Regions from separate parts of the Mus musculus genome. Here all the other regions are linked to region 1. Evidence: chromatin loops called from intact Hi-C (ENCODE). Cell type or tissue: gastrocnemius. All regions are shown on one strand. Region 1 holds the start of Cep70 (centrosomal protein 70). Region 2 overlaps Dbr1 (debranching RNA lariats 1). Region 3 holds the start of Mrps22 (mitochondrial ribosomal protein S22).

Evidence for each region. Hi-C counts contacts between places; a loop is a spot of excess contacts. Peaks named below come from ENCODE experiments on the same cell type or tissue, not always from the same donor. Only the 100,000 strongest peaks of a DNase experiment are listed, where the experiment ranks them.
Region 2: it touches region 1 in a loop (3-fold over the local background); 8 of 42 quality-filtered maps call a loop at or near these places.
Region 3: it touches region 1 in a loop (3-fold over the local background); 15 of 42 quality-filtered maps call a loop at or near these places.

Annotation. Positions count from the first base shown.
Region 1 is chr9:99,237,375-99,245,374 of GRCm38, forward strand. It overlaps Cep70 (centrosomal protein 70), which reads left to right and starts at 5,967. Exons shown (of 18, transcript NM_023873.4): 1 at 5,967-6,116. In gastrocnemius, a CTCF peak has its summit at 4,882 (motif pointing left); DNase peaks (open chromatin) are centred at 4,871, 5,999 and 6,743; H3K4me3 peaks cover 2,062 bases; H3K27ac peaks cover 1,472 bases.
Region 2 is chr9:99,576,816-99,584,815 of GRCm38, forward strand. It overlaps Dbr1 (debranching RNA lariats 1), which reads left to right. Exons shown (of 8, transcript NM_031403.3): 3 at 1,626-1,706; 4 at 2,542-2,627; 5 at 3,324-3,548; 6 at 5,207-5,287; 7 at 5,502-5,647; 8 at 6,497-7,528. The coding sequence ends at 7,208. Among named protein-coding and RNA genes, the nearest start is that of Dbr1, 5.0 kb to the left of the region's middle. In gastrocnemius, a CTCF peak has its summit at 4,077 (motif pointing left); a DNase peak (open chromatin) is centred at 4,020; H3K4me3 peaks cover 342 bases; H3K27ac peaks cover 265 bases.
Region 3 is chr9:98,598,083-98,606,082 of GRCm38, forward strand. Mrps22 (mitochondrial ribosomal protein S22) reads right to left here and starts at 3,597. Exons shown (of 8, transcript NM_025485.3): 1 at 3,391-3,597; 2 at 53-216. The coding sequence starts at 3,562. In gastrocnemius, no CTCF peak of the experiment used is centred here; DNase peaks (open chromatin) are centred at 3,179 and 3,577; H3K4me3 peaks cover 1,777 bases; H3K27ac peaks cover 1,046 bases.

The DNA.
Region 1 (8,000 bases):
TAAGAGCTGTCCTCTCGGGTGCCTGACTCCGTTGCTGGGGTGAGCTTGGTGGACAAAACCCCAGGACCCCCGCTGCTCTGAAGCCTGTGGAAGGTAAATCTGCTCGTGAAGTTGGTTCTCTAAAACCACTTTCTGGCATCCCTTTCCTCTTCTCTGTCTTGTGATACTGGAGACTGGGCCGATGTTCGATGTCTCATAAATTGCTCAAATTGGCCTTAAGTTCACGCTGTAACCCAGACAGACCTCAAACTTGCAATTCTCCAGACTCATTCTTTACTTCTTTTAAGACCCAAACTCCTTAGGGTGGACTCTGATACATTTTGAGGCACACAGAACAGGAGCTTGTTCCAAAACCTCCACGCAGTGGAAAAAGGCAAATGGACCCTGTCACATCTCTTTGATAAAGACACCGATTCCGTTCATGAAGGCAGAACCTCTGTGACCTAATTACCTCCTAAAGGCTCCACCTCTTAACACTTGGGTTGGAAGTCAGGGTTCAACATAAAAAAATTTGAAAGAACCCCAGCATTCAGATCACAGTCCTCAAACCTGCTGGGGCCCCAGAAACCCTCAATCCCTTCGCCTGTGTCTATTCTGTTGTTGGGCCTACTCTCTGGGGACCACTCATTGCTCTTGTAAGGTGGCTATGTTGGTTAGTTTAAAAAAAAAAAAAAAACAGATACACAAAAATCAGTTCAAAATATGCCAGAATGTCAGTCTCCTATAGTAATATTTTGGGCATGTATTAGTGACTAAAATGATTCGAACAACTTATAGGAGGGACTGTTAATTTGGGCTCAGAATTCCAGAGGTGCCAGTCTGCCTGTGGCAGGGTCAGCATGCTGGATGGGCCACTTCATACCATGGTCCCAGGAAGCAGAGCAGGCGTGACTGACCGGAGGCAGAGGGAAGAGGGTACAGGAAGAGGCCAGAGCAAGACAGCATCCAAGAACATGCTCTCAATAACCTTCTTCCTCTGACTAGGCTCCATTTATGACCTTTCCTCCGCTACCGATAAAACCATGCTATACTGTGAATCATCAAGGGATTACTATCCCATTTATTAGGTCAGAGTCCTCACGATCTACCCTGGAAACATCATCGCACCGAAGATTGCCTCACTAAATCGCTAGGCATTTCTCAATCCCGTCAAGCTGACAGAGAAGATTAGCCAACCCAGAGAAGACAGGATTTAGGAATTTTTACGGACTGGAGAATGGGGAAAAGTGATTAAGGATTAGGGAGTAATTGATTTAAGTGTTCATGACCAAACTTTAACAATTACGACGACCCCAATGTCAGCGCTGAAATGGGTGGTTTTAAAAACCAGCTAAAAGCAAGCGACTAGGAGGACACGAAGTAGGTTAAGTCCGGAGGGTTTAGTCTGGAATTAAGAGCAGGTAAGACAGGTTAAGTGTGAAGAATTTGTTCAGGTTTTCCTTGGTTTCATAAGAAGGCAGGAAAAAGGCGTCATCTTAGACAGGCAAAACAATCCCTCTCTGGATTCTTAATCTTCCGACACCTTGATCTTGGACTTCTCAGCCAGGACAGAAAGCAACACATTTCGTGGTTTAGAGATTATGCAGTCAAAAACATTTTTGTTATAGGAGTCTGAGTGGCCCCATCTTACAGCTCATTTCTGTAGCTCCATGACAATGTAAGGAAAGGTTGTTCCAACTTTGGGATTAATATTGTGGATAAGGTGTCTAGGCACTAAGCAAGTGCAGTCTGGGAGAGGAGACAAGAGTTGACAAGAGGAAACAACCTATTGATTAGGTTAATAGATCTTGGAAATGATAGGACTGAATGCCAGAGCAGATTGTGCCTCAGCAGTTCTGCTGAGAGAGCTTTGTACTTGACCTTGATATGGAAGATTTCCTGTAAAAGTAACTTCTATTTGACAGACGTGATTGTTATCTCCCAGGCTGGTGGCCTCCATCTGCTAAGTTGGGCCCAGTCCTGAAAGCTTCTAGTCTCTGTACAAGCCTTTCTAGGCCTGGAAGGTTTTCAGCCTCAGAGACTTACTGCTGAATAAGCTCACCCTTTCTAGCTCTTTCTGAACTCTGGCTGGCTGGTTGACTCAGCTATTCTGACTCAGGGCTCCTCTCCACACTGATTCAATCTGGCTTCTCCCAGCTTCTCCTGACCTGGTCTGGTTGGCCTCAGACTAACTTTGGCAATATGTGCTATTGTGTTCTAATGTGTCCCCTTCTCCTTTTCTGTCTCATTCTGCCTTCACCTGTGTCTAGCTTGTTCTCTGTCTGCACCCTGTCTCTGTACAACTGTCCCAGCAAAACTGTCTCTCTGTCTTTCTGCATTGCCCCTCAAAGTAGCTTCCCTTTCCTCTCTCTGTGCTTGTGCGTTGGGCAGATCCTATTCTGCCAAATCTTTCTCTGAGTCGTCACTTTGTCTGCCACTCAATTAGGCATCATTTTCAAACATGAATGCTTTCTTCTACAAGCCGACTTTACCGTCATTGTTTGGGATTAAAGGTGTGTGCTGAGGGCACGTCTGTATTCCAGCCAGAGCAGCCAGGTTGCCAAATTAGAATCCCTCTACAGTTCTCCAGAAGACTTCCTAGTAGCTTTCTCTTCGTTATTTGTTTTTATTTATAGATTAGACACATAATAAATGACTATTGGAAGAATGAAGGCGGTGGTGGTATAGAGTGGACGTCTCCAGGGGTGACACAAGGTTGGCTGGTTTCCTCCCTAATCCTTAGTTGCCCCCCTTCTGGATTTCTTTTTATCAATACTTAATTCTGAGAAACAACTCAGAATGGGAGGAGCAGGAAAGCCTAGTGGGGTCGCAGCTCACAGCTTATCAAAGGATAATATTTTCTCATAAAATTCAAGGAATCTAGCTATTTTTTATAAGACTAATAAGGCATAATCTATCAAGTTCTTGCTATGTGACTCCAGTTCTAACAACAGTCCAGTGATTATATTTATTCTATTTTACACAGGGACCCAAAAACCCTTCAGAAGTTACGGGCTTTATATTTGGATTCAGGCACATAGAAGAAAGGTTTATGTTAAGAGATAATATTATTTGAAAGAATATTATGCTTGAAGAAAAGAATTGCATTTAATATTTGGGCCTCACGCTCCAAGCTACAGTGAAATCTACACTGGAATTGGACAAGGTGACCTATGATTCTTCAGCCAGCTAGTTCCTCTCTCTAGTCTCTGGTATGCTGGACTTGAGAGACAGTTTGGGCTTGGTTTTGTAACTATTTCACAGAGGCAGGACACCCGTGGGAAGAAGAGTCATTTATTATCTACCTACCAGGACTACATGGCAGGAAATCATGTCTGAACAAGGCACCACAAAAGGTCTTGAACTTAAACACGAAACGTCCTTGTTCTGGCTGACTGAGCTTGCGGCTTTGTTCTAAGTCTCAGATTGCTTTCCTGGTTTTTCAGGAAGTATCTGAATGATGGTTAGCTTCATAAGCTGCTTCTCACCAATTTGACCACAGACACTATCGCTTTAAGAGAGCAGCTGGAGATGCATTCACCACAAAACAAAACATGAGATAGGTCATATGTTTATGCTTTGTTTTGGGTCTCTTCTTTAAATGGGTTGGCTGATTTTCCAAATTTGGTATTGTCTGTCTATCTATCTATCTATCTATCTATCTATCTATCTATCTATCTAAATATCTATTTTTTCAAGGCAGTGTTTCTTTGTATACCCCTGGCTGTCTTGGAATGTACTCTATAGACCAGACTGGCCAGAACTCAGAGATCCACTATTTCTGTTTCCCTAGTGCTGGGATTAAAGGTGTGTGCCACCACTGCTCAGCTAAATTTAGTTTTTAAACAACAATGAAGACTGAAACAAAATAATGGAAGAAGCACTAGCACTTTGGAAACCATTTAAAAATGTGGCGCCTCCTTTTTACTTTCTGGGATTTAGGCTTGAGCCACCTCTTCATCTCCCTGGCAATTACTGATCAGGAGGTAGGGTATATCTGGCAGGTCCAACTGGCTCAATAAAACAAACAAAAACAAAACACAAAACTGGAGAAGTTTCTATAGGAAAAGAAAGTATGTGGTCTTGGTTGCTCCAAGTAGGCAGCTGGAAAATAAGTATGAATTTATCATGTTTTCAACAGCACAGACTAATAGCAGCTGGACCCACTTAACCATTGAAATTGGTTTGAAGCCGGGCATGGTGGCGCACGCCTTTAATCCCAGCACTTGGGAGGCAGAGGCAGGCAGATTTCTGAGTTTGAGGCCAGCCTGGTCTACAAAGTAAGTTCCAGGACAGCTAGGGCTACACAGAGAAACCCTGTCTCAAAAAACCAAAAACCAAAAAAAAAAAAAAAAAAAGAGATTGGTTTGAATTAATCAATGTCAACGTCTCCGTCTCCCTCCTCTAGGGTTTGTGTTGTGTGACCTAATCAATTGCTTTATTGTTTAAGGCAGTTTGAATTAGTTGAGTTTTTTGTTTGTTTGTTTGATTTTTATTACTCACATCAAAAGTAATTCTAACCCACGGATGTTTGGCCTATGGGTTGGCTCAGAAGATTGGGAAAGTCACCCTATTGTTCTGGAAAAGGTAAGCAGTTAGATTGTCTTAGGAAGCTGAAAATGAAAATCTGTCAGCTCCGTAGTGTGAATATCCAGATATAGAAAGGGAAGGAAGGGGCCATGAGGGGGAATAGAGGGATTGGGATGTGTTTGCAGAGAACACACACAGTTTAGACTCACTGTGTGCCTAAACGTGGGCTTGAGAGCAGTACTCTCTTAAGAGATGTGCCCTTGGACCACCCAGAGAGAGTCACTTTAGTTGATGTATTAGGGTCACTAAGACCCTGATGGGACTTGCATTTCCCAAGTCCTTCTGGAAATGCCTGTTGTCAATACCGCCACCGTGTGGCTGTAAGTTGCAAGGACAACGATGGTAGATTCCTGAAAACTCGAGGTCATCCTTTAGACTGCGAACATGATTTTTTTTCCCTTACATATTTTGGATTTCTTAACCCACTTTTGGTTTTTGAAAAGAGTGGAGAAGGACCTTCGTTTTATTTTTTTCCTTGAGCCAAGGCCTCCTGTAGCTTCCGGTGGTCTTGACTTTTGCTATAAAGCCAGGGATGACCTTGAACTCCTGATCTGCCTGTACCTCCTAAATTCTGGAATTACAGGCACGTGTCAGCTCGCCTGTCTTAGGCCGTGTTGAAGAATCAAACCCAAGGGCTTCCCGGACGCTGAATTCTACCAACTGATCTACATCTCCAGTCCCTCTTCCCCACCAGGTTTAGAATCAGTCTTAATTATTTCTCAGCGGACAGTTGGTTCTCCCTCCTGGCTATACATTAGAATCACTTCGGGGAACCATATAAACTCTGGACGTGTGGGCCCCACTTTAGAGATCTTGACTTAATTAACCTGGAGGCCCATAGATCGTTTTCAAGGCTTTTCAGCTTATCTAAAGTTGAAGCAAGAGTTGTGCCTCATGTCCTTATGTAATCTTTTATCTCTGTAGCCACAAACCCTTTATTAACCAGTCTTATCAGTGTCTAACAGGAGCCCAAACTGCCTATCTAGACTGAGCTTCGTCAGGCAGGCATCTCAGTTCTTCGTAGACCTTTGAAAATATTCAAGGAGAAGGTGAAATGTTATCAAGAAATGCTTATTGGGGTTGCCCCGTGCAGACAGTTCCTGAAAAAGGCTCGCAGTCAGGGCGTGAGGGGGAGCTGTAGGGAGCGCAGGCATCCAGTGATAATAAGGCAGCCCCGGCCTCACTTTCACTTGCAACCGCAAATGTGTGTATTTCTAGCTTCTCGGGGATCAAAGAAACACCATGGTGACTGAGCGACTATCAGGCGGAGCGTCCAGGAAGTGTCAAAGCGCCTGCTACAAAGTAGCCGCAGCAAGTCCGGGTCCGGTGGGAGTGGAGGCGGGAAGAAGCCCCGCCCCGTGGGCGGAGCTAACGATAGAGCGCGGCGTGGACCCGCCTTCCCGGCGCGCCAGGTGGTGTTGTCCCGCCCCGCTGGGAGGCCATCGACTGCGTCAGTTCGATTGGTCAGCCTGGCTGCGCTAACGGTCGCGTAGGCGGGGCTTAGGCCGCGGGGGCGAGCGCGGTGGAAGCCACGGGCTGTGACCGAGGTGAGTGGCGCTTGGGGTCGCCGAGGACTTTACGTGGGCCCCCTTCAGGTGCACGCCCAAAGGTGGCTTCTCCGGAATCCGGAGCGTCCCACTCACCAGCCAGGGCCCTCAGAATGGAGTCGCCCCGGCTCCTACGCGCTAGCTAGGAAATGCGCGTGCAGGTGTGGGCGTGGACCTCCCTGCGGGGAGCCCGCCCGTCGCTTTGTGTCCCTCGCTCCTCACTCAACCTCTTCTCCCAGCCGAGTGTTGAAGGTGTGCGACCTGGTAGAGGAAGCAGGAACTGAGCTTAGACTCCTACATGGAATCGGCTGGGTTCCGGGCTAGCTCCAGTTCTCTTTGCGGCGCTGTCAGGTGATAGCGATTTGGAGCCAAGTGGGAGATCGCGGAGTAAAGGGTAGGCGAGTACCCCTCCTGTCAGACTCATTACAAATTTAAGGACTCCGCCTTTATGTGGGTCCACGTTGATTAATGTGAAAAACACAGCAAAGCCTAATCAAGGTTCCCACTATTATCAACTAATCAATAATTGTTCACGCCACGGTGCAGACGTAGAGAAAGAGGACAACCTTGGGCGTCGGTCATTGCCTCTACCTTGTTTGAGACAAGGTCTTTTGTTTTTCTGCATACTGTAGGGGATGGAGGGGAGAGCTGCAGAGTCCGATCTCCCTACAGGAGGCCCGGGGTTACAGAATTCTCGCCTCCTGTGGATTCTGAGGATTGCTTCTCAAGCTTTCTTGGGACAAGTGCCTTTACCCACTGAGCTGTCTCTCTAGCCTGCCACTTTATTTTGTAATCATATCAGCGCTGCAGGCATTGGTTTCAATCTTGTGCATTGCATGGATTTTTGTAAATAGTAAATAGCTAGTAAATGGTAAACCGTGAAGAGCAAGTTGCAATGTTGTTGGAATTGAATTGTTGATTCACGTTAAGGCAAGGTTTCATGCAGGCCGTCTGAGGACGACATTGAATTCCTGATCCTCCAACCTCTGAAATGCTGGGGTTACAGCTAAACACCACCACACCCAGCTATTATATTTATGGGGGTTTTGTTTTTTTTTTTTTTTTGTTTTTGTTTTTTGTTTTTTGAGGCAAGATTTCTTTATGTAGCCTTGGCTGTCCTGGAACTAGCTCTCTAGACCCAGCTCACCTAGAACTCACAGAGATCCTCCTGCCTCTGCCTCCTGAGTGCACACCACCATTGCCTGGCTATAAAATTTTAGTATGTGTTGTATTTTAACAGATCCTCAGATACCTACAGGGCAATTAATGAACTGTTGTGAAACATGGATGGACTGTGTCAAAATATACACTTTTCCCCCCATGATGGCTGTCACTTGTACTCACACTCCCAGGGCTGAGAGGGATGGGTTGCCTAGGCTAGTTCTAGGTCAGCCAAGGTTCTGTTTCAAACATCTCCAGTTTCATCTTTTTCTCATTTTGTTTTTCTCTTATCTTCTTTTTCTCTTATTTTCCTTTTCTCTCTTTTCTTTTTCCCCACCCTCCTTTTCTTGAGACAAGATCTTGCCATGTTGTCCAGGTTGTCTTGGAAGTCACTATGTAGACCAGTTTGGCTTTGAACTTACAGGAGTCCACTAGGATTTGCTTCCTGAGTGCTGGGAATAAAGGCATGCATCACCATCCGCCACTAAACATTTTTACCACTTTTAATTATGTGCGTGTTCATGTGTACAGGTACTCGTGGGGGCCGAGGAGTTGGATCTCCTGGAGCTGGAGTCATAGGTGGTTGTGAGCTGCCAGGCGTGGGTGAAGGGGATTGAACTCTGGTCCCCTGTAAGGGATAACATGCTCTTAGCACTGTGCTGTTTCATTTCTGTTTGTTTTTGTTTTGGTTTTGGTTTTTTTGTTTTTGTTTTGAGACAGGGT
Region 2 (8,000 bases), 340 kb after region 1:
ATAGTTATTAAATGGCCAGTCATGAACATACATCCATTTTCTTCTAGAGGTTTAAATAATAGCTAATATGATGACAAGTTTTTTTTTTTGTAGTCTCTTTGCTTTTTTCTTATTGCATTAAACTTTATAATGGAAAATGCTAAACATACATAAAAATACCGAGTAGTTTAATAAATTTCTTTACTTGTTAACCTCAACTCCTATTACTTTGTTCTACTCCCATATTTAAATATCCAGTATTGTTTAAACTTTTCCTGAGGGAGATGGCTGGGATGCCTTAAAGCAAATCCTAACCACTGGGTTATTTCATTTGTGGATTTTTAAGTACATGACTCCCCCTACCCCAAGATGTATTTATTTATCTACCGTGTATACAGTGTTCTGAGTGCATATGTGCCTACAGAGCACCAGATCCCATTATAGATGGTTAGAAGCCACCATGTGGTGCTGGGAATTGAACTCGGGACCTGTGGAAAAGCATCCAGTGCTCTGAGCCATCTCTCCAGCCCCTAAGTACATGACTTTCGAGTGATAGATTTTTTTTAGACACACGTAGTTCTGGTGCCATTTTATACCTAACTATAGTGAGTTAGTCCTTCTCTCGTGCCTTGTCCATACGCATTTCTCTGCATGTCTCAGTTACCGGATCTACAAATGACTTGCTCAGGTAGGATCCAAATATTTGGTGTTCAGGGCTCTGCCTCTTAGACTCTTTATCCTTCCTTCCCTTGTTTCTGTTTTCTGTTTCCTCTATGGTTTGTGTGTTGTAGGCAGTGAGGTTGATTGCCCTGTAGCATTTCCTGGGCTCTGGATTTAGCTGACTGGATTTACTATGATATCACTTGAAGTGTTCCTTTTGTTTTTCATCTTTTAAAGTTTGCAGGTCTTTTATCTCTTTATATAAGTGATTGTTTCTAGAATAATGTTCAAGTTTTTCTAGTGATGAAATCTTAACTTTGGGAATTTTGTTTCTCTGTCATTACTGATTTGCCATCTTTCAACAATCTCAGTATTATGAAGAGATGAATTTGGGCTGGGCATGTTTTTAATTCCAACACTGTAGCGGCAGAGGCAGGCTGATCTCTAGGAGTTTTGAGGCCAGCCAGGTCTATGGAGTGAATTCCAGGTCATCCAGAACTGCATCATAAGACCTGTCTCAAACAAATGAAAAGACAAGGTGGGATTGTCAGTTGAGTTGAAAATGAAAATGTAGAAATGCAGTGCTCTTTGGACATTACACCTGCTGACTTGACTCCCACTGTGTAAGGCCATCACAGGACATTGTCCTTCCCCTTCACTTTCTCCCACATAATTGCATGTTCAGCTGGGTACCACAGTACACTGTTAGGTATCACCATGCACTGTTAGGTACCACAGTTCACTGTTTGCTTTTAACATCCTGTCTCTTCATCCTTTTAGAATCCACTTAGTTTCTTGTCTGATTGGTTCCAGGCCTACTCTGCCTTGTGGATCATCAGCATATAACAGTGTGTGAAGAGGGATGGCAAATACTTTCAAATGATTTAAGGACCGCATAGAATTTCAGGCTTCTAAAAGATTTCTTTTCTTTTCTTAGTAGATTCTTTTTTGCTTAAACCGTTTTACTAAAATGCATAATTTTTCAGGCTTGGCTGGTGTTGTCAAATACCGAGGAGTAAGGATTGGTGGCATCTCTGGCATATTTAAATCTCATGATTATAGAAAAGGTATTGTTCTGACGGGATTACTTTTATAGTTTAGAGCTTGCATGCCCTCTAGTAAAATAACCAAAATTTATAGTTTGACTTATTCATCAGATTCCTTCTGTAAATGATATTATTCTTAATTTTTTATTATAAGTATTTTATGGACAGGAAAATGTAGATGCTATATAGTATATCTATGTGTCCATGATCTAGTTTTATTAGAATTTTTTCAGGGTTTGCCATTTTAATTTTGACTTTTAAGAAATACAACAGTATAGGTATAGTAGAAGTTCACTGACTTGACTGTCGGATTCCTCTTCTTCCCCCTCTGGTAGCCAGGGAATCGCAGTTTCCAGCTTGGTGTTTATCATTCACTTGGTTATTTCATGTCACTGCCGAGTACACAGGGTTCAGTGTGTTTCCACCTTGTGTAAATGTGTTGCGTTGCTTGCATCTTTTTGCAGCTTACTTGCTGCTTTAACGAGTTTCTGAAGTCCAGGTCATTACTTACCTGTAATCTGCTCATTTGTCTGTAGATAGTAGTTCATTGTTTAGACACACCGCAGTTACCTTTCATTTCACAGTATCTAAGTGGTTTTTGGTTAGAGCAGTGGCTTACATTCATATAGATTTCACAAATTTCCTGAGTTAAATTGACAACTAAAGTGTACATATTTAATGTAACTGTTAATTGAAAGTCTACTTCCTCATCCTTGCCCCTCTGCTCTCCATGCTAATCTGTTGGCATGGACTCCACACATGGGCGGGCTCTGTGTTCCATGGGCTGTGTGAATGCGAATTGGGAATCTCTTTTGGAAAGACAATGGTCATATGGTTTATTTCTCTTCAATTTAAGGTCATTTTGAGTGCCCCCCTTATAATTCATCTACCATAAGGAGTATATATCATGTGAGAAATATAGAGGTCTACAAATTAAAACAGGTATGTGAAAAGTATATAACAGTGATTTGAAGTAAATTTAAATTTGTAGAATGTTTGATTATATTGACTTGCAATATTTGACTACTACCACTTTAGTGTTTCTAAAATACAGTTTGGATAGGTTTTTGGAGGTTCACAGTTGAACAAATTTTAATTTTTTTTTTTTTTGGTTTTTTGAGACAGGGTTTCTCTGTATAGCCCTGGCTGTCCTGGAACTCACTCTGTAGACCAGGCTGGCCTCAAACTCATAGATTTTAATTTTTAATGGTTAAAACTTTATTGTAACAAACAGTTGTAATTTAATTTGTGATTGCACAAATTATACTTAGGTTAAGGATAAAAAGTATATGCTGAAATAAAATGATATATTTTTTTAAAGATTTATTTACTTTATGTATGTGAGTATACTGTTGCTCTCCTCAGACATACTAGAAAAAGTCATCAGATCCCATTACAGATGGCAGTGAGCCACCATGTGGTTGCTGGGAATTGAACTCAGGACCTCTGGAAGGGCAGTCAGTGCTCTTAACCGCTGAGCCAGCTCTCCAGCCCAAGCTTAGTATTTTTATCAATTTTCTTAAAGTATCCCTAGGATGAATTAGCACAGAAAGCAAGAGGGGGTGCATGGTTGGGGAGGGAGTTGTTTTGGGTTGCTCTCTTTCTAAGGATTTTCTTTCTGTTTTTCTGTCCTTAAAGTTAAAGCAGCCTGTACATATATTCTTGTCTCATGATTGGCCAAGAAATATATATCATTATGGCAATAAGAAGCAGCTTCTTAAGACCAAATCTTTTTTCCGCCAAGAAGTGGAAAACAGCACCCTGGGGAGCCCCGCTGCCTCGGAGCTGCTGGAGCACCTACAGCCTGCGTACTGGTTCTCCGCGCACCTGCATGTCAAGTTCGCAGCCCTGATGCAGCATCAGGTAGGACAGAAAACCAGAGAACCCAGTTTACGTCTTAGGAGTTGCTCCCTCAGTACTCAGTGTGGGGAGAAATGAGCAAGCGATGACAAGCAGGGTGGGTGTGGGGGCAGGGCTGAGGTGCTTGAGGGTAGCTGCTTCAGACTGGTACACTGGGGTTGGTCTAGTTTTCGAGAGGGAAAATTTCCAGTGAAGTGCATGGTTGAGCTGAATCTAAAGTGCCAGGAGGAAATAGAGTCTATGAGTGTTTTAATAGAGGGACCAACGTGTTTGAAGACTGAAAGGTCCCAGAGCCCAGCTCCTGTCCCTGAGGTGTAGAGACAGAGACAGCTGGAGCAGAACCAGAACTGCTTCTGGACAGAGCCTGGGCACCTGTTCCTTCTAGAGTAGGTCCACGTTAGAAAGGGCCTTGGAGGGATGGCTCAGCAGTTAACACTGGCTGCTCTTCCAGAGGTCCTCAATTCAATCACAGCAACCACATGGTGGCTTACCACCATCTCTAAAGGGTTTGGTGCCCTCCTCTGGCATGTAGGTGTATATGCAGACAGAGTATTCCTACATTTTAAAAAAATACATAAACTTAAAAGGGGGAAGGCTTTGGGATATTTCCAAATAAAACTGTTTCCGGAGCATTGTACCTCCAGTGCAGAGAAGGTTTGCTCCAGTAGCTTTGGAAAGCATTGTGTGTCACCTCCACAAAGACAGTGCCCTTTGGGCCATTAGACCTCTGAGAAGGTCTCTAGAAGCAGAAAGAAACCTCCAGCTGCTGACCCACAGTTCAATTTTGTTGTTAGCTTTTTTTTTCTTATTTTTTTTATTTTAACAATTTATTTATTTTATAAATGTGAGTACACTGTCAATTTCCTCAGACACACCAGAAGAGGGCATCAGATCCCGTTACAGAGAGCTGTGAGCCATCATTGTGTTTACTGGGAATTGAACTCAGGACCTTCAGAAGAGCAGCCAGTGCTATTAACCGCTGAGCCATCTCTTCAGCCTCTTGTTGTTGTTGGGGTTTTGTTTGTTTGTTTGTTTGTTTGTTTTGAGACAAGGTTTCTCTCTATAGCCCTGGCTGTCCTAGAACTCACTCTGTAGACCAGGCTGGCCTCTAACTCACAGAGATCCACCTGCCTCTCCCTCTGGAGTGTTGGAATTAAGGGCATACGAGACCATCTAGCTGACAGACACTGTGTCCATCACATCCCAGACTCTATTGTGCCTGTTTGTAATCACCTTTGCATCCTTAGCTGTAGACACGCACGGTTTGAGCTGTGCTTCTTCTGATTAATTCCTGTAAAAGAATCATAAAGTACAGGTGTTTAGCAGCGGGTTTCTGTCATTTGTTTGTGTGAGTCACTTGTGTCACGCGTGTCAGTGTTTAACGACATGGTGATCATCATCGTCATCTCAGTGTTTGTTCTGAATTATGGAAGAAACGGCAGCCAGCAGTAGTTAATGCTTTCCACATCATTGCCCATGTGTGTGCAGACTGCCTTCCCCTCTTCTCTTCTCTTCTTTCTTATTTATTTCCTCACTTGGTAGTCATTCTTTCAACATAGAATTGGGAGCATGTGTAAGAAGTATTATTTCTCCTCGATTCAATGTATGAATTCCTTGTTGTGATGTTTTAAAATTCTTACATCGTGGTTTGTATCATCTAGGCCACAGATAAAGACCAAGCAGGCAAAGAAACCAAGTTTTTAGCCTTGGACAAGTGCTTGCCACACAGAGACTTCCTTCAGGTAAGAACAAAAGGAGTCATTTTACAAAAGTCCTACTCTTCCAGTGATTTTTAAAGAACTAGCTACTTCCAAATTTATTTGTGCTATTTATAATTTACGTTTTTGGGAATTCTTTGATGTTGCTTATGTTAACATTTTAAAATTTAATTAATTTAAAATGATTAGACTGTTAAATATAAATGAATTACCTAAAATTTCCGATTTTGTCCTCTAGGTGTTAGAGATAGAACATGACCCCAGTGCTCCTGAGTACTTAGAGTATGACGTTGAATGGCTTACTGTTCTCAGGGCCACTGATGACCTGATTAATGTGACTGGGGGCCTGTGGAATATGCCTGAAGACAACGGTCTGCACACAAGGTGCGTCTGCTCCCTCAGAGCTTGCCTTCTGCCCTGCATGTGCAGTGTGGTCTCTCATCTGTGTTGTGTTCTGATTCCTGAGGAGTTTGCTTGTCTGCAGAACGGAGGGAGAAGCAAGGTGGCAATGGTTTTGGGTTCTGAGCATCTAGCAAGCTTCTAGCATGTGCCTGCTCGATGACCTGTGAGCTGTAGTCGTTCCTCTGGTCTCTGATTGGGCCTAACTTAGGGATATATACCCCCTGGTTCTGGCACTGACTGGCCATGAGACCCCAACTTTGTACTCACAGTTAACTGACTATTATGTTTATTCTAAAGATTCTTTGCTAAGTTAATTATAATTTTACCATGTGGGGTTTTTAAATTTTTATTTTATGCAGATGGGTATTTTCCCTGTATGAATGTCAGTGCATCATGCATTGCCTGGCACTGACAGGCCAGAATTGGGAGTCCATCCCTGGAACTGGAATTACAAATGGCTGTGAGATGACAGTAGATGCAGGGAATGGAACCCAAACCCTCTGGGAAAGTAGCGTCTATTCTTAACCATTGAGCCGTCTCTGCAGCTCTTATGTAGAATTTTCGTTTTGTTTTTTGTGACGGGGTCCCTCTGTGTAGCCTTGGCTGTCCTGGAACTCACTCTGTAGACCAGGCTGGCCTCGAACTCAGAGATCCGCCTGCCTCTGCCGCCTGAGTGCTGGGATTAAAGACCTGTGCTACCACCGCCCAGCTTTTATGTAGAATTTTTAACATTTCATTTTTACTCCTTGTATCTGGAGTCCATACTTAGGTTTCATTGCTTATTGTTTGAAGGTAATAACTTGTATAAACCAGCTGCTCTGATTGTTACAGGTGGGATTATAGTGCAACGGAAGAAACTATGAAGGAAGTAATGGAAAAATTGAACCATGACCCTAAAGTCCCCTGTAACTTCACCATGACAGCTGCTTGTTATGATCCCAGTAAGCCCCAGACACAAGTGAAGCTGGTTCACAGGATCAATCCACAGACGACTGAGTTCTGTGCCCAGCTTGGCATCACAGACATCAATGTCATGATTCAGAAGGCCAGAGAGGAAGAGCACCATCAGTGTGGTGAATATGAGCAGCAGGGTGACCCGGGGACTGAGGAGTCTGAAGAGGACCGGAGTGAGTACAACACAGACACGTCGGCCCTCTCCTCCATTAATCCAGATGAAATCATGCTGGATGAAGAGGAGGAGGAGGAGGAGGAGGAGGAGGAGGCTGTAAGCGCTCACAGTGACATGAACACACCTTCTGTGGAACCTGCTTCTGACCAGGCTTCTGACCTCTCTACAAGCTTTTCTGACATCAGGAACTTACCAAGTTCCATGTTTGTGTCCTCTGACGATGCATCCCGTTCTCCAGCAAGTGGAGAGGGGAAATGTGGTGAAACGGTGGAGTCTGGGGATGAAAAAGACTTGGCTAAGTTTCCTCTGAAGCGGCTGAGTGATGAACACGAACCTGAACAAAGGAAGAAAATAAAGAGGAGGAACCAAGCCATCTACGCTGCAGTGGATGATGGGGATGCTAGTGCCGAGTGAGACAGAGGCTGGACTGTGATAAATGTAGGGGTGGGATTTCCAGACCCTGTTTTTAGGGCAGAATTTCTGATTTATTACTGGACTTTGTAATAATGAAATGATGGAATTTTGGTTATAAGCTCTGTATTTAGATGTATGTTTATATGATTCAGATATAGACTTATTAAATTTCATATGAGATTTGATTGATGACCATTTTTAAGACATTCACTTCCATAGTTTTCAGCACTTAGTACACATGAATTTTGAGAAACACTGTTCTCTAAGATGGGACTATAAAGATTTTGTAAATACATTAAATGCCACTTAATTGCTGAAATTATCCTATTGGCTCTTGTATATTACATTTTGACTGAATTTTTATGTAACTTTGGTACCTATATTCAAGTTATCTTGGGATTGTACAGTTTAATATTAAATGATATTATATTAATATGTAATTATTCAATGTTAATTACATCTGACAAGAGTGTATAAATGCTGTCCATCCTGCTGCATGACAGCTCAATCGATGGTAGTGAAGTCTTCTCAGAGATCCATGTGGACCAACCCTTGTCTGGAGTCACAGCACCGCGGCTGCCTGGGGAGATGGCCCTGGCTCTGGGAAGAGGAATCTTGGGGTCTCAGGGTCTGTTGTCATCATCCCACACCAGTCCTCATCCAGGCACTAGTTTAGGGAAGACCTGAACCTCCATCTTGTCAGCATTTGACTTCAGGAAGCTTGGCAGCTTTGAGGCTTTTTGTTTCCTTCCGGTTTCTTTTCACTTTAAAAGATTATTTTCTTATTTACAT
Region 3 (8,000 bases), 640 kb before region 1:
GAACAGCACTGAGATCTACAGTGGAGTTCTACCAATACTCGAGTTGACATACCTCTTCCAACTGTGCCTGTGTCATTAACTTATAGGTTGGTGGCTTCAGTGGTTGTATGGCAGGCCTGAAAGTCTTCTGCAAGTCCAGGCCTGTAATCTTGGTGAGGATCCTCTGGACCTCCTCATCCATGAAAGCAGGTTTCTTGACTTCTGAGCTACCGGACTCTGTAACATAGATTCCAGTAATAAGAAGCTGCCCACAATGGCAAGCCAAGATGTCTCTAAATGGAAAGTTGACCATAAAAACCATCTGTAGAGAATATGCTTCAAAACTCCACGATACTAATATCTATGGGATCCTTTCATTCATTCAATGCTTAAAATTTCCTGAACATTCACCATGACACGCACGGTCTGCCAAGAAGATGGTCTACTACAGTGAGCACCATGAAAACTAAAGATGACAATCACTGGCTTGTCTCTTCTTTTCGGTTGTTATTTTGGAGGTGGCGGAAACAGAACGGAGGAACTGGCACACAGTACTACCTGTAAGCTACATTTTGACCTTCAGATTGGCTTCCTGGAAACCAAACACACACCCACAAAACAGGTCCTAACCTCCCAATTTTACAAATGGGAGTGCCAATGCTAACCCAAAGAAAACTAGCTATTAGGAATGAGGGTTTAGCAGGTTCACCTGGGTCTTGCGCCTCAGTCACTTCCCAGCTATGCCCAGCTCCGGCTCACACACGTTCCCTCTTCCTTTCACTCACTTCTTATTCTCTTTCCTTTGGGCATAATGTTTTTGTGGCCACTGTGTAAAGTTTACCCTTGGGTTACTCATATACTGGTATTTCTGCCCTCATACCTTGTTTCAATCTTGACCAGCATTGTAATGCTTATACCAAGATTCTCCTGGCTCAGGTTTGTGTAAACAGTTCTTACCATTTATTCTGTGCCTTGTCAATAAATGCTGACCACCCAATGGCTGAGCAGATGACGGAATAGGGTGGGTTGAGGTACCTCTGCCAGCCAAAGGAAAGAGAGAGGGAGAAAGCAAGATGCAAGATTCTGATCGGCCAGGAAGATGGAGGAATTGGTGCCATGAGGAAGGGGTCCAGAGAGATCACAGAAACACACATGAAGCCCAAAGAGCCAGGTCAACAATAATATGCAAGTAACAAGGAATGGGAGGTCGCCAGATTCGCATAGAAGGCATAGGTAGATCATTTAACTGCTTGGCTACTGAGGTGCAATTTTAAATACACTTTGGTTTCTTTGTGTGGTTACTGGGGACTAGCATTAAGGTAAAGAAATACAATCACTGGATTAATTTATTGCTAATATTTATATTAAAGATAACTCATTAACACTTTCCATTGGAAAGGTAAAAGGCCATGTGTTCCTGGGTTCCTCTTAGCCATCGGTCCCAAAGATACTAGAGCCTTGCAAGATCCTGGCCAAGCTCCTTCTCTCCTTATTCATAGTCCCACTGGGTACTTTTCTAGCTTTCTATGGCTTTAATTACATCCACCTGCCAGACTCTAAAATCCCAATCTCTACCCAAGGTCATCTCCACCCACTTCCCAATGGACATCTCACCTGTAAGCCAAGACTACCAGACCATAACATCCCTGCAACCTTTGCTTGTCTCATCCCTGCGGCCCTTACTACTCTCTATCACAGCGCAGTCTATCAGTCATTCAGTCCAGAGTCTTAAAATGATTCCTGACTCCTTCCATACCCAACACACTGAGCCAAAAAAAAAAAAAAAAAAAAAAAAAGCAGGTAAAATGATAGGACTGACCATTATTAACACATAGGAGATTTACTGTGCAGTGCTTGCTGAGCTAAATACACACCATGCTCAGAATATTCAGCTCTCACAGCAACCCTATAAAGCAGTTAGCCCACTTTTACAAAAAACGAATACTAGGTAATCGTCTCTTTTTAGATCTAGCTCCCACTGCCATTACTTTAGTCAAAGCCATGCTTGCTCCTTACCTTGGCTTCTCTGACTCTTTCCTGAACTCACTACAAACCATTCCCACAAAGATTCCTTGAGAGTGATCTGCTAAAAAACGCAAGCAAGATGATTTAAAGCTTTCACATTTAAAACTCGCATGGTTTGACTGTGTCCGCCACTGAGAGATTTAGTCTCTGTCCCAGTTAGGGTTTCTATTACTGCAATGAGTCACCATGGCCATGAGCAAGCTGGGGAGGAAAGGGTTTGGCTTACACTTCCACAGTGTAGTCGTCTATCGTTGAAGGAAGTCGGGACACAAACACAAGTTGCCCAGAGGCAGAAGCTGATGCAGAGGCCATGGAGGGGTGCTGCTTACTGGTTTGCTCCCCCTGCTTTCTTATAGAATCCAGGACCACCACCAGCCCAGGCATTGCACTACCCACAATGGACTGGGCCCTCCCACCTCAAACACTAAGTAAGAAAATGTCCTACAGCTGGATCTTATGGAGGCATTTCTTTCCATTCAGATAACTCTGGCTTGTGTCAAGTTGACACAAAACTAACGAGAACGTTTCTTTGAAGACCAAACTCCTGTGTTTATTCTCATGGTCACCCACAAGCTCCAGTAACTATATACATGCTCAGCACTACACTGTCTTGAGACAAGCTCACGCACCTGCTCGACTCTAGTGATCGTTTTTTTACTCCAGTGCGCCTCAATTTGTATCTAACTGTATACTGACCCTGGAATAACAAAGACATCTCAACTTCAACACAAAACAAGCAAAATTCCGCCTCCTTTCCCGTTTTTTAATTTTCATTTTACCGAGTCATCAATCCAAACTCAAAAATCAACCACATAAACTGTTTCTACCATTAATGTTCTCTAGCTTGCCACGAGTCTCCATTCAACTGCTTACCATCAAAACCTGGACACTTACTTAGACATTATCAATCCTAACTCCAAAATACGTTCCCCCAAAATACCAGCGTTCAGTTTCTTCTCTATACCTCTGCTTATTATGGTGTCCTCTTGTTCTTTTAACCTTAGCATGGTTAGCCTGGTGGCAGCGTTGCCCGTATTTTCCCTGGGATTCATCCCTATGCGTCCAACATAGTTTGAAAGGCAGCTAAGTGCTTTCCGCCCCCCCCTCCCCCCATGCCCGACGTAGCCTGGATCACAGAACTCTGCCAATCGCCACTGGGATAACAGAGTCCAGGTCAACCCTACAGCATGCCCCAAGCTAATGTAGTGTAATGCTTTGCAAGGGGCGGCACGCAAGCACTAGTGACTGAATGAATGAATGAATGAGGACTTAGATAAGTTCTGCAAGGACGGACGGAAGCCGCACGCAGTCTGACAAGCCGCCTTCACTCGTTAGAGCAAGCTCTAAGTTTCCCGGGCGCTCAGCAGAGTTCTGGCGGTCACTCACCTGCCTCGGAGCTGAGCAGGCGGCGAGGCTGCCCCACCTCGAATGGCTGGGGCCGCGTCGCGAGCAGAGCATCGGGGTGGCGCTGGGCTGTGGCCCGAGTACAGACCCGCCGTGCTCGCCGAGAGCCCAATTGGAACCTCCACAGCGACAACGGTGTTCTGACTGCAGCCATGATTACCAGACGCTCTTTGCGCCGGAATCGATAGAGCAACTTCCGGCTCGAGAGGTTTTTGTGCAGCATTCTGGGAAATGTAGTCTGGGTGGAGGCAAGGCGCCGCGGAAGCGTTTTAAAACTACTAAAATCTTTGTGCAAGCAAGGCAAGCACTGTATGGAATGAGCTATATGCCCCGCCCCGCTTCCCTCTTAGAGACAGTCTCTGCAGTCTTGACCTCAAACCCGCTGCAATCCGCTTTCTGACCTCTGATTACAGATGTGGGAATGAACTTTTTAAAGAATTTTTTTAAAGTAATTTTGTTTGTGTGTGCATGCGCATGAACTTGTATGTGGAGGTCAGAGGATAGCCTGGGAGAGTCGCCGCTCTCTTTCGACCCAGAGATGGAACTCAGGTGAAACTTGGTAGCAGGTATCTTTACAACCTGAGCAGGAATCTCACCAGCCCATTTACTTTTGTTTGTTTGTTTATAGTATTAGCTTTATCATTTGTATACAAGACATATACCACATACACACACATGCATACACACATAATACATACATGTTAAGAGTACATACATTAAGAAACAAAATAGTCGGGCGTGGTGGCGCACACCTTTAATCCCAGCACTTGGGAGGCAGAGGCAGGCGGATTTCTGAGTTTGAGGCCAGCCTGGTCTACAGAGTGAGTTCCAGGACAGCCAGGGCTACACAGAGAAACCCTGTCTCGAAAAAAAAAAAAACAAAAAAAAAACCAAAAGAAACAAAATAAGGGCTTGGAATTTAGCTCAGCACTAGAGTACTTGCCCTAGGTTCGGGTCCTAACAACACATGGGCACGTGCAACATCCCACCAACTGCTTATTCACAAGTACGTGTTTGAGTCTCTCGATGTGTGTACAGGTTTTTTGTTTTGTTTTTGTATTTTTTTCCTCTGTGCTCCTTTTCTCTTTTCTTTTTGGTTTTATGGTTCTGAATAATGAATGTGTATTGCCCTCCTAGACCTCTTCCCCCACTTGCGGGTTTAAATCCAACTGTTTGCAGTTCTTTCAAACTTTTCAAACGCACCCCAAATGTTTGTTCTTCATTCTGAATCCATAACCACCAATCACCTTATACCTTCCCTTCATCGGCCCTTCTATAATTTCTGGTCATTCTCCTTATTATCTGCTTATTTTTCTCACCACATGAAGGCTATGCCTATACATTATTATAATTTTACCTAGTACTGTTTATGTGCAGAACAAATACTTGTTGAATGAAAGAATGGATGGGTGGATGGATGGATGGAAGGATGGATGGATTGGTAAATGGATGGATGCATAGATGGATGGATGGATGGATGGATGGATGGATGGATGGATGGATCAATGGATGGATGGATGGATGGATGGATGGATGGATGGATGGATGGATAGGTGGGTGGATGCATAGATGGATGGATGGATGGATGGATGGATGGATGGATGGATGGATTGGTGGATGGATGGATGGATGGATTGGTGGATGGATGGATGGATGGATGGATGGATGGATGGATGGATGGATTGGTGGATGTATGCATGGATGGATGGATGGATGGATGGATGGATGGATAGATAGGTGGATGGATGGATGGATGGATGGATGGATGGGTGGGTGGGTGGATGAATGGATGGACGGATGGATGAGTGGGCACATGATTTCATTATATTCTTTTCTAGGTGACTAGGGAGTGCAATTCTTTTCCTTCCATAGATTAGTCAGCTTAAGTAAGCACTTTGCCCTAGGCCTGGCAGAAGAAAGTTGTTGAACAAATATGTGTTTGAATTTGCTGGATAGAGAGAGACTTAACTCCTAACCTCACCTATTTTCTTCCCCATTCCCCATTGTGAAAATTCATTTAACAAAATGGAGTCACTCCTAGCTTATCCCATTGTAAAGGAGTCTCCTCTCCACAGGAGACACTATAGCTATGAACACTTACTGCAAGAGCTAAACCAATCCGTTGACAAAGGCTCCCCTGCCTTTAAGAATAGTTTTACTTAGTAACAAGTACCAGAGCTGCTGTGACCGTTAGACTGGCTTACACAGTCATTTCTGAGGCTTGTCAGCTTTCTAAAGCAAAAAAGTGCCCCCCCCCCCAAAAAAACCCTATCTCCCTTCATTTCAAAGTGATTGAGACTATCTTAGTAAAACCCACAACTTTTTCTTTGTCCACTGAACATATCAGGGATCACCCCAGTTTTATGTACTCATGCCCCTGTTTCTAATCTTAATCTTTGTTCCCAAATAATTGGTTTTTTGGAAATTCATGCCTGTGTTTCTGTTTGAGTTTTAAAAGGTTATTTGCGTATTTATTTGTTTGATTATTTGTATATGTGAGTTTATGTGGCTATCTGTGTGCTCTAATCTATTACCTTCTTCCTGTGCACTTTACATGGGGGTCTGTCTCTACACTCGGGGCTCATGCTTTCTTGGACAGCCTGGAAGCCTCAGGGACCCTCCTGTCTCCACCCTCTCTATCAATGCTGGGACACATGCATGGGATATCCACCTGGTTACATGAGTTCTGGGACCTGAGCTTTGGTCCTCATGCTTGTGCAGCAAGTTCCCTTAACTCCTGAGCCATCAAAGGTGACAGCATTATGGACTCTACTATTGCTATTTGAATGGGAGAAGATGACAGCCCTAGGCTTGGCCTTAATTCAGGTAGGGGCTACTATCCTGATCTCCCTCATCACTCTATGTAGTAAGAAGTACCAATAGTGGGAGACTGAATCGGAAATACATGCAGCAGGCTCCCACCTCAAGCATTTTCTCTCAGAAGCAACCCTAGTCTTTCTTCCCCATGGCTACTGATAAGAAGAGAGGCCAAAGAGCTTATTTTTACTATATCCTGGTGTTGCAGTTACCATTCTATTACTGTGAAGAGACTCCATGACCAAGGCAACTCTTATAAAAAGAAACTGTTTCGTTGGGGATTGCTTACAGTTTTAGAGGATTAGTCTTTGATTGCTATAGCAGGAAGCAGACAGACATGGGCTGGAGCAAGAGCGAGAGCTTCAAAGGCATGAGGCAGAAAGAAAGAGGCATATGTGGGCTTGGCATGGGCTTTTAAAACCTCAAAGCCCACCACCAGTGAGTGATACACCGCCTCTAACATGGCCACACCTCCTAATCCTTCTCAAACAGTTCCACTAGCTGGGGACCAAGCATCTAAACATATGAAACGATGGGGGCCATTCTCATTCGAACCACCATACCTGGGCACCCTATGAATGGACAAGAGGTGTACATTTATAGAAGAGGAAATGAGTCCAGTTGTTGTATTAACTGCGTGTGGCACTGGAATGGATTAGTCCACATTTGGTGGATGACAATAGCAGAAATATCAAAATTCTACATGTTAGAAATTCGATGTCAGTGTCCAATGACCAAAGCCAAAGCATTGGCAGGTCCCTGCTCCTTTCAGGGGACTTACAGGAGAACTTGTCCCCATCCCTCCCAGCTGCTCATGACTACAAGTATTCTTGACTTGTGGGTGGACCACTCCTGTTTCTACTTCCAGCTTCTTCAGCTTCCCCCTTTAGTTTGTATCAAAAGAAAGTTTCTCTTTGTCCCTCTCTAAGGATATTCGTGGAATGAAGTTATAATCCTAGCTAGCTCGTATAAAATACACACAATCCAGGTATTTTATTTAAATGTTGTAAGCCCAGATTAGGCAGATTTTTAAGTTATTCTAATTTATTCCCCAGCTATAAAGTCCCTTGTTACTTGCTGATTCTCCTGGCCACATGTTCAAGGTCCCTCTCCTTTCATTCTAGCCTCTTCCATCTTCCTTCTTCTCTCCCCTCCCTTTCCCTGCAATGCCCCCCCCCAACACATTCCTCAAATCTCACCTTTCTCATATAATATAAGGGACACCAATTTTTGGAGCCCCTACATTTTATACTGGTGCAAATAAATCATGAAAGGCAGGATATATGTCAGAAAATATAAGTAAGGTGAGAATCCTTATAACTTAGTTCAATAATCAGAATTATATGCAGTTCTTAGGGTGTTATTAGATTTTCAAGAATCTCTTAGTGTAGTGACTGACCATCAATATGTAGAAAGAGTTGTTTTACATATAGAAACTGCTAAACTCATTCAGGATGATTCCAAAATAACTTCACTGTTTATTCAACTACAACAAGAAATCAGAACTAGAAATCAGCTATTATAACACATAACAGATCCCATACAGGTCTACTCGGCCTGCTAGCACAAGGTAATGAGGAAATTAATCAGTTATTGATAGGAAGTGTGCTAAAGGATTCAGAATTTCATAAAAAAAACAAAAAGCAAAAACAAAACCACCACGTTAACTACAAAGGTTTGAAATGGCAACTTTCTATCACTTGTCAACAAGCCAAGGGGATGGTAAAGACATGTCCCACTTATTCTATATAGAACCAATTTCCATTACCTACAGG